Linked DNA regions of Mus musculus: region 1 is linked to region 2. A link is a loop called in an ENCODE intact Hi-C map of the cell type or tissue named here. Cell type or tissue: left cerebral cortex. All regions are shown on one strand.

Region 1 (5,000 bases), 69 kb after region 2:
AACAAAACAAATGAAACTTCCTATACCCCTATGGTCACAGTGCTGATCATCTCTGTCATTCTGCAGGCTCCTTATCCAGCCTGACTCAGCATTTTCTTCATAAGCCACAACAACTCCTAAGTGCCATCACATTTATGTTTGAGCTAAATCTTTGCATGTATCCTGCTTCTCTACGTGTTGGGGGAAAGCCCTGCCCTGTTGTGGCTTACACCACTGATAATTTCATGGCACCTAAAATAAAGGGCACTTAATAAAGCCTACACAATGTAGCCAGTGTTGCCAGAGGGACTCTTGCATTAAAGTGTCTACTGTACTCTAATTCAATCCAACCAGAACTTACATCCAGACATTCTATCAATTTTCTGCTTGGTCCCAAAATGATTAGAAAGATAAATAGAGTGGGTTTCCTGCCCTTTCAGAAGGTAACAGAAGTAAGCTAAAAGAATGAGTTTTTGCACCAGAGCTGTCAGGAGATGGCATATGACAGTCATCGTACAAACCAGAGCGCCAGAGAAAGGGAGGAGACGGAGCTCAGCTTGGTTCATGCTGAGCTTCTGTGGCTGTTACTTTATGCAAGATCCTACAAGGTCTGGACCCTGCTGCCTGGCTGTCTGCCTGCCTGCCTGGCTGCCTGTTTCCCTGCCTGGCTGTTTCCCTGCCTGCCTGCCTGCCTGCCTGCCTGCCTGCCTGCCTGCCTGCCTGCCTGCCTGTTTCCCTGCCTGGCTGTCTGCCTGTCTGTCTTCCTGCCTGCCTGCTTGTGTTCTTCCCCAGCCAGCCTTCTTTCATCATAAAGGGCTAGCATAGTCTTTAAGTTCTGAACAATGGTATAAATGGAAGTAACCATGGGCATGTGTCCTCCGTACAAGAGCCTACCCTCTTCCTTCAACACCTTTAAGGAACACGCTCCTGAAACCCCTAGTGCATGGCTGTCTGGGTTCTGGGGTGTTGCCCAGTGGATCCATGTGAGACAGGCTCATACTTATAGCCCAGTTGAGAGCCCCAGTAGGCGCCAAGGCGTGAGGACCAGCTTGTCATTCTGCATTGCCCTCAGGGCTCGGCACATTGCTGTACACATGGTAACACTTAATTGGGGTACCAGAACAAAGGCATTAAGTCATGAATTAATTACTTAGTCATTAGAGCTGCTAAATGCTTGCCATTTGCTGCCTGGAGCCTTTAGACTCAGACTCCCACTAAAAAAAAACCTTTTAGGGGATATAAGTCACTATTGAAAACAGAGCTAATTCAAGAAGACAAAGAAAACAGTCACCCACAATCTGCAAGAGTCACCCACGGCTAGCACACTGTTGTTTCTGCTTCTAGTCCTTCTTCATACTGTGTTTCCTCTATTGTTATTCTGCAGTCATAGCTATGGTTTTCATAGCATGGTCCATGCACAGATATGCTTGTGAGCATATTATTTTAAAACACATTTAGTTCAAATTCTGAAGCATATGTTTTTGAAGTTCTCTAATGTAGAAGGCCCTCCTTTGTATGTATGTATGTAGGGAGCCCTCCTTTGTTTAACTAGTCTTTCACTGTTGGAAGTGTATCTGGCTCCTGATATTTCTTATGTAAATCTGTTTTATTTTTTTCATTCTGGATCATTCTGGGCCTCCTTGTTTTGTTTTTGTTTAAGATTTATTAGTTTAAGTATATGAGTACACTGTAGCTGTCTTCAGACACATGAGAAGAGGGCATCAGATCCCATTACATGGTTGTGAGCCACCATATGGTTGCTGGGAATTGAACTCAGGACCTCCGGAAGAGCAGTCAGTGCTCTTAACCACTGGGCCAAGCCTCCAGCTCTTTTTGTTTTGTTTTAAGATTCATTCTTTCTCTCTCTCTCTCTCTCTCTCTCTCTCTCTGTGTGTGTGTGTGTGTCTCTCTCTGTGTGTGTCTGTCTGTCTGTGTGTGTGTGTGTGTGTGTGTCTCTCTCTCTCTGTGTCTGTCTCTCTGTCTCTCTGTCTCTCTGTCTCTCTCTCTCTAAGATTTTATTTGTTAATGTATATGAGTGCTCTGTCTGCATGTGTGCCTACGTGCCAGAAGAGGGCATCAGATCCCAGTATAGATGGTTGTGAGCCACCATGTTGTTGGTAGAAATGGAACTCAGGAAGACCAGACTGCTCTTAACAGCTGCACCATCTCTCTAGCCCCAAGACAGAGTCTTCTCTATAGCCCAGACTTGGACCTTTTTATTTAGATTATTTTTGATGATTTTGTTGTTCGGGGGTTTTTTGGATAGTGCTTGTTTGCCTGGGTCCATGTGTGCATGGTGAGACAGGATCTCTGTTTCATCCTGATTACCTGGGACTTGCCGTGTAGACCAGGCTGGCCTCAAACTCAGAGATCTTCCTGCCCCTGCCCCTCCAGTGATGAGATTAAAGTGGTGCATCACCATACCCAGACTTTTTTATACACTTTTAAAAAATGAGTTTTATCCCACATTCCAATAGACCCTTTATTCAAGGTTGGGAGTCCACATTGTCACAGTAATAATATTTCATTAAGCCACGTGTGGTTGCTCACATCTGTAATCCTAGCACTTGAGACTGAGGCAGGAGAATCTTTGTGAGTTTAAAACCAGCCTGAACTACATACTGAGACCCCGGCTCAAAAAAAGCAAAACAGGGGTCTGGAGAGATGGCTTGGTTAAGAGCACTTACTACTACTCTGTGAGGGGTACTTCATCCAGTTCCCAGCCCCCATATCAGGTGGTTCACAACAGCTCCGTAGGATCCAATGCCCTCTGACCTCCAAGAACACCTTCACAAATGTAGTGCACATAAACACATCCAGGTGCACACACATATACATAAAAGTAAATAAATAAGAATAAAAACAAAACAAAACAAAAAAAACCTATAAAATGAAAACGGATTCCTATTGATGGATGCATGACCATGCCCAGTCTTCATGACATTAACTATAATTTCTAAATTAGACTTCAGTTGATCCTCATCCTTCCCATTCTATACTGCCTGGGATTCTGTGCTGAGTGCTGGAGGCAGAGCCACCAGCCGTCGCGGCCACCTTCCCTCCACACTCTAAACTCACTGTGTGACCAGGACAAATCATTACCATCATCACAGGGCATGTTTCCTTCCTTCTGAAATGAGAGTGTAGGCCTCCTGACGTCTAAGCTCCCTTCCAGCTCCACGTTCAGTGACGCCGGGGGACCAGTTGGTTTCAAGGTGCATTGTGATCTTGCTGTTCATAGTCACTGATTATTACCACACTTGGCGGTCAGAAGAGCTGTGGCCAGCACACCTCCCAGATCCACAAGCACCCTTTGGAAGGGACGGCCACGGTGACTTCTTCACTGCCTAGAAGCCTGTATTCCAGAATATTAATCAGAACGTCGCTCTGCAGCACGTGATTGCCTGTCTCCTGATTGCCCTCTCAAACTACAGTTGGATTGTCTCCGGGAAAACAGCCCACAGATAGGCTTCAAACCCTTCCCCAAAAGTGGCTGAATTGTAGTCATAGCCAGAGAAGGGAACACAGAGACTTTACCTCTTTGTCCCTTATTGGGGTTTAGTCTGTGACCCTCTCCCATCTTTCTCTCTGCAGTTAGAAAAGTCATTCAAGTTCATGAGAGAGGCTGAGGACCAGCTGAAGGCTATCCCCCAGTTCTGCTTCCCCGATGCTAAGGACTGGGCTCCTGTCCAGGAGTTTACCAGGTAAGCGGTTCCAACAGCCCCATCCACATCCAGGGTTTGAGAGTTGGATGTCAGAGGTACAGAGGTTGTAACTCAGGAGTTAAGCAATCCTGATGGGTACCAGCCTAGAGATTTCCCCTGTGGGTTTTTAAAACTTCCCTGAGACAAAAGGTGCCCTTCTAAGTGGGCGTTTGTGAAGCCTCCACACAGTCTGGAGCTGTGTGTGTTTCAGACCTCCCGGATACAATCCTAACCTGGGAGAAGTTAGGAAAGCAGCCGTCATCCGTCCTCACCCACACAGGGCTCGGGAAGCCTTCCAGTGGCTTCTCTAGCTGCTGCTAGGATTGGGATCTGTTCACATTTCTGCTTTAGAGCCAGTGTTAGCCGTCAGCAGTCGCCCAACTCATTAGGCTCATATGCTGAGTACTGAGACTCGCTGCTGGCCTGCAGTCTGAAAGGCAAGCCTCAGGGTGGCTGTGTGTGAACATTCCTGTGAGAGAACCACACTGCAGAAAGGTCCTGAGAAAGGCCCAGACCTGTTCTCTCCTCAGCTGTTCCCTCCTGAGTCACATCCTCACCTTCCACGAATGGAGACAAGCAGCCATCCTTGCCCCTCTCTGTAGTCACAGTAGTGAATAATAGCTGTGTCTAAGCCCTAGGATACCTCAGGTGACAGAATTGTGGGGCAGTCATTTCCTCCCTGGACATTTCCAATCCGCCTCCTTGACATTTACTTGGGTGACCCAAGTCTCAAAAAGAGATGGGCAGTCTGAGCAAGGAGCCTGAGCGGCCTCTCCTGCCGTTCCCCATTGCTTACTTCCACGTCATCACTCCAGTAGGGGGTGTCCCTTTGGGGTTTGTCACATTTTGTAACCTGTTTTTGTTTCCACAACCACAGTGAAACATTCTCGTTTGTCTTAACTGGAGAAGACGGGAGCAGAAGGTTCGGTTACTGCCGAAGACTGCTGGTTAGTACGCTGCCTTTCGCTCAGCCAGAGCTTCCCAGAGAGCCAGTTCCTCAGATGTCACCTGTGGTGCTGGGGAAGGAGCAGGTGGGGGTAGGGTGACCAGGGAGTTAAGACCACAGATAAGGCTAGCCCTGGGAATATGCACCTGCAATCCTAGTACCAAAGAAGTAAAGACGATGGGCAAGAAGCTCCTGAGTTCAGGGCTAACCTGTCTCATATCACACAGACACACAGACACACACACACGGACACACATACACGCACGCACACACATACAGACACACACGTGCACACACAGACACACACAGACACACAGACACACAGACACACAGAGAGACACACACACAGACACACACAGACAGAAAGACAC
Region 2 (5,000 bases):
CAACAGCTGCTCTGAAGAGGTCCAATGCTGTGATGTTTAGAGAAAGCAGAATTAAAAGCTTATAAGAAGTCATCTCTGTCCCCTTGTCTCATCCTTACCTTTCCCTTCTTGAACCAGAGCATACAGTCAGCACTTCACACCTGTGGATTCTGTGTCTGTGTGCTCTAAAATCTTGGACTCAGCCAGTGGTTGGTGGAAAATATCCTGAGATATACATACAGCTGAAAATGTGTGGTAGGGGTTCCTGGGAGATTTATGTAGCTCAGGCTGGCACTAAACTCATGATCTTCCTGCCTCAGTCTACCTAGTGCTGAGATTAGAGATGGATACCACCATGTAAGGCATGTATAGTCTTTTTTTTTTTCCTCTTGTTATTATCTCCTAAACATTAGAGTCTAAAGTCAGGCACAGTGGCACACATCTGCAGTTCTAGTACCTGGGAGGGGGAGGTGAGGGGTCAGGAGTTCAAAGTCCTTCTTAGCTACATAGAAAACTGGGGACCAAAGATATGAGACACAGTTTCAAAAAATTTACAAAAAAATAAATAGATGGGGCTGGTGAGATGGCTCAGCAGGTAAGAGCACTAACTGCTCTTCAGGAGGTCCTGAGTTCAAATCCCAGCAACCACATGGTGGCTCACAACCATCCGTAGTAACATATGACGCCCTCTTCTGGTATCTAAAGACAGCTACAATGTATTTACATATAATAAATAAATTCTTTATAAAAAGATAAATAAATAAATTTATAACTATAAATTATTTATTATTGGAGTAGAGAGAAGTAATTAATAATAATCTAGAGATGAATTTAAGAGTGTGGAAGAATTCATGTAGGATATATACAAATGCAGAACTTTTTTTTTTTTTACAATGAACTTGAACATCCAAACATATTTGGTATCTGGGGAGATGGTGAAGCCACATTCCTGTAGACACAGAAAGCTGACTTTATGCCTACCTTAGCTCTCATTTTCCAAACTGGAGAAAGTTTGAGGACAGACAGGGAGAGAAAGGGATGTGTGCTTTGGAGTATCCCCAACACAGAGCACCTGTGGGGGCAGGGGGGAGGCATGGTAGCGTCTGGTGAGACTCACCAGGGTTTGGGTGGGACCAAAAGTACCAACAGCTGAAAAAAAAAAAACTGCACACAAGCCAGCACAGGCCACACAGAGAATATGGGGAGAGGACAATGAGTGGCTCTGGGTCATGGTGACAGAGCCATAGGATGACAGAGCAATGAAAGTGAGGAGACTGGGATGGAAAGGGCCCAGTAACATTCATCAAACTCTGACCCACAGGTCAGGCAGAGATGTGGTTTCCTAAGGAGAGCTAGAGTGCAGTATTCCATGTGATAAAACTGTGGCCTGGGAATTGTCAAAGGACTGAGTCCTCAGCCCGTGCTTTGTCATGTCCACCTAAGATGCGACTGGCTATCTGAAAGCCAGACACTCAAAGGCTCCTAGGCTCTTATGTGCTTTGGGCTGGGGGAGGCAGCCAGCTGGGCTCTTGGCCCAGTTCCCATTGAACTTTGCCAGTTTGATGCTGTGGGGTACCCTGTGGCCCTGGGACTAATTAACCCCCAAGAAGCCAAGCCTTTGATCTTTATTTAGAAAGGGAGAACTTAGAAAGATGCAAACAAAGCAATACTTTGAATGCTAACACTTTAAAAAAAAAAAAGCTTACACTTGGCAAATGTCTGTTCTGAGAGTCTACAGTGCTTCATTGAAACGGGTGTGGCATGAAGAATTTAGGAAGGCCTCAACGATCTCCTGCAATGAGCAAACCCCTCAACTATGAAGGACATGCAACTTTGTTTCGCCTGGAACTTTAAGTCCCAGTTCCCTGGTGTCTGAAGTCCACTCTCATTACCATACCTCACCCCCTGCACACAGACTAGAGATCTCCTGCCTCAGTCTCCTGAGTGTTGGGTTACAGACATGCCTCGCCTGGTTTCCTCTTTATATGAAGCTCTAGTTTTCTTCTGAGGACCCACTTTGTGAAGTTGTAAGACTCTGGGTCTGTACCTATCCCACCCCCAACTGGCCACCCCAACCTAAGCTTTAGGCCATTAGGCTACTCTTGAAGGTCTCTAATAGCCAGGAAGGAGACTGGCTGGCACCTACCCTCAGGGCAGATAAATTGTCACTGTCAGGCCTGAGCACTTAGCATCTGGTGTTTCTCTGCTTGGACCCCTTTGCCTTTAGCATAATATTCAAATTCTGCCCAGGCCACTTGAATCCCTCCAGGCCTACCCATCGATCCTTATTCCCTCCCACTTAAGGGTCCCCCAAATACCATAATGTGACACCCCCACAACACCAGTCACACTCTTCCCTCTTTTCAGGCTGTCTTTTCTTGCCCTGTTTCTCCACCTTCTATAACTGATTCACTATCGCTGGTCACCAAAGCCCCAGAGAATGCCCCAGCCTGTGTTGGCTCCCTTAAGGCCCCCACAGCATTTTCAAGTGGACTCCAATTTGGCAATCCTTTTTTTTTTTTTTTTTTTAAGATTTATTTATTTATTATATGTAAGTACACTGTAGCTGTCTTCAGACACTCCAGAAGAGGGAGTCAGATCTCATTACGGATGGTTGTGAGCCACCATGTGGTTGCTGGGATTTGAACTCTGGACCTTTGGAAGAGCAGTCGGGTGCTCTTACCCACTGAGCCATCTCACCAGCCCCCCAATTTGGCAATCCTACTGTCTTAAAAACCTCCTGTGTGAGTGCTTTGACTGCACCCTGTGTACGTGGGACCGTGGGACCGTGGAACCGTGGGACCGTGGGACCGGTGTGCTGTAGAAAGCCAGTTCTCTGATCACTTTTCCTGACCAGGGCTTGGGACCCATTCTGTACCCTTCTGTAGGGAGGTGGGCCCCTGGATCCTTATGGCCCAGGCTCCTGAGTTGCTTAGGGGCAAATATGGACCCTTGGGTCCAAATAGCTTGTCTCATGACTGTGAGTTGTTGCTTATGGGCAAACTGGGCCTCGAAGGCCTATCTCATGACTGTCAGTTGCTTGGGGGCAAATGTGGAGCCCAATTCTGCCTGAGGCGTCCACCCTAACTGCTCAGAAACAAAGCAAGGGCAGGGAGTGTGGCTACGGCTTTGGTGCTGTCTAAATCTGGTTCTCGGCCCCTGGCTAAGCGCATCTCAAGAATGGACCTCAGTCGGGGTAGCAGAGAACCGGTTCGGCGATCTTCAGCACAGAAAAGGTTAAGCCACCGTCTCCCCCACCCCTCGAAAGGCGAGGGGGCGAGTGAGTGCGGCAGAAGGTCCTGTTTACCGTGGCTCCCCTCGGCGGCGGGCCCTGGGAGAGTGGTTGCTGTGGCAACCGGCCGGGCGCCCGCCAGCTGCGGATTAGCTCACTGGAGCCGCGGGATGGGTCGGGAGGAGGGGGCGCGCGTCACTGCAGACGGTCGCGGCGCAGCCCAGGGCAGAGGAAGGGGCCGCGCGCGCGGGAGGCCAGAGGAGACGCAGCACGCCTCCGAGGCCGGAGGCGGCGGGGACCGGACGGGAGCGCGCGCGGCGGGGACCCGAGGGGCTCGCGGCGGCCGGGGGAGGCCGCGCGGACAAAGGCGCGGAGGGCAGCGGGCCATGGCGCCCCAGGCCCCCGCCGCCCCTGCCCCGGGCGACCGCGAGTTGCGCCCCAGAACCCGCGGAGCCGACGCCCGTAGAGAGGTAGGGCTGGGCGCCGGAGTGCGGGCGACCTCGGGGGAGACCCGGGAGGGTACGCGCGGGGGCGACGAGGAGACTGCAGGCGCAAGCCGGGGCTCCTCGCAGGCGGCGCTGGGGACGCTTCAGCGGGGCCCTGGGGACCCGCGCAGGAAGCGATCCACAGCTCTTTCCCGGGTCGGGCTAACTTCAGGGCCGAAGAAACTTGCAGAAACTGGGCAGAGCCCGGCCCTGCGCTGTGCCGGAGCTCCCGGGCGGCTGTGAGTGAGTACGCGCGTGTGAGACCGAGTGTGTACGCTGGGGTGGGGGAGTCCAGGCGGCTCTAGTCGGGATTTGTCGTGGTGGAAAGTGGGGTACGTTGAAGTTTACTTCTCCCACTTTCCTCCCCAAGGATGGAGTTGGGAGTAGATGGAGCCCAGGGTAAGTCTCTTAACCACACAGGATATAGTCCTGTGCAGGAGAGTCACTGTGATATGGAGTCAGACCACTGAGCCAGAGGGAGCTCAGCGCCCGGAATCCTGTAGTGAGGGGCAGACACAGGAAGCTAAGGAGTGCCTTCCTTTGGCCCTGGATTGGAACAAGGAGAGAGCTGGGACCCTAATTTAACCAGCCTGCTGAGGAAGGAGCAGGCTGACTTCTGGCCGGGTGCTCTGATGGCTTTCAGGGTTGTGACTATAGCTCCCCAAAAGACAGGTAATTGTGGAGTGTGGTAATAGTGTTATAATAGGCACTTTACAGTAATTTGTTATGAAACACTTGCACCTGCTGTGGTTACTATAGAAAAGCCTTTCTCCTTCAGTACCAAACACCTGAAGAGTTGAATAGGCTCTTTAGGGAATGGACCACAGAGGAGAGAGTTGGAGATTCAGAGAGGAAGCAGAAGGCAAACAGAAACAGACAGTTTATTTATTTGAGACAGGGTCTCAGTATGTGACCCAGGCTGGCCTCAAACTTAAAGTCCTCCCTTTTGTCTTAACTCTCTAAATTCAGGATTACTGGTAGGCAGGCAGGCTCAGTTCAGGGACTTGTTTGTTTGAGGCAGGGTCTCAGGTAGCTTAGACAGACCTTGAACTTGATTTTGAATTAATTTTTTTAAATGTACTATATCTTTATGAGTTTCCCTGAATGTATGTCTGTACACCATGTTCATGCAGTGCCCACGGCCGCTCTAGTGCCTATCCTCTAGGACTGGAGTTAGTTACACACAGTTGTGGGCTGCTATGTGAGTGCTAGGAATTGAACCCAGGTCCTCTGGAAGAGCAGCCCGAGCTCGTGCTCTTAACTGATGAGCCATCTCTCTAGTCCCTGAGTCTACCTCCAAAACA

What was found. Peaks named below come from ENCODE experiments on the same cell type or tissue, not always from the same donor. Only the 100,000 strongest peaks of a DNase experiment are listed, where the experiment ranks them.
Region 1: a loop joins it to region 2, with 2.8 times the contacts of the local background. A loop is called at or near these places in 3 of 42 quality-filtered maps.

The regions. Positions count from the first base shown.
Region 1 is chr6:39,487,450-39,492,449 of GRCm38, reverse strand. Dennd2a (DENN/MADD domain containing 2A) reads left to right here. Exons shown (of 19, transcript NM_172477.4): 9 at 3,574-3,683; 10 at 4,561-4,630. The region is part of intron 1 of Gm52860 (a long non-coding RNA gene); the gene reads right to left. Among named protein-coding and RNA genes, the nearest start is that of Gm52860, 20 kb to the right of the region's middle. In left cerebral cortex, a CTCF peak has its summit at 2,048 (motif pointing right); a DNase peak (open chromatin) is centred at 3,941.
Region 2 is chr6:39,556,256-39,561,255 of GRCm38, reverse strand. It overlaps Dennd2a (DENN/MADD domain containing 2A), which reads left to right and starts at 3,422. Exons shown (of 19, transcript NM_172477.4): 1 at 3,422-3,681. In left cerebral cortex, CTCF peaks have their summits at 2,421 and 2,620; DNase peaks (open chromatin) are centred at 3,343 and 3,944; H3K4me3 peaks cover 1,938 bases; H3K27ac peaks cover 1,742 bases.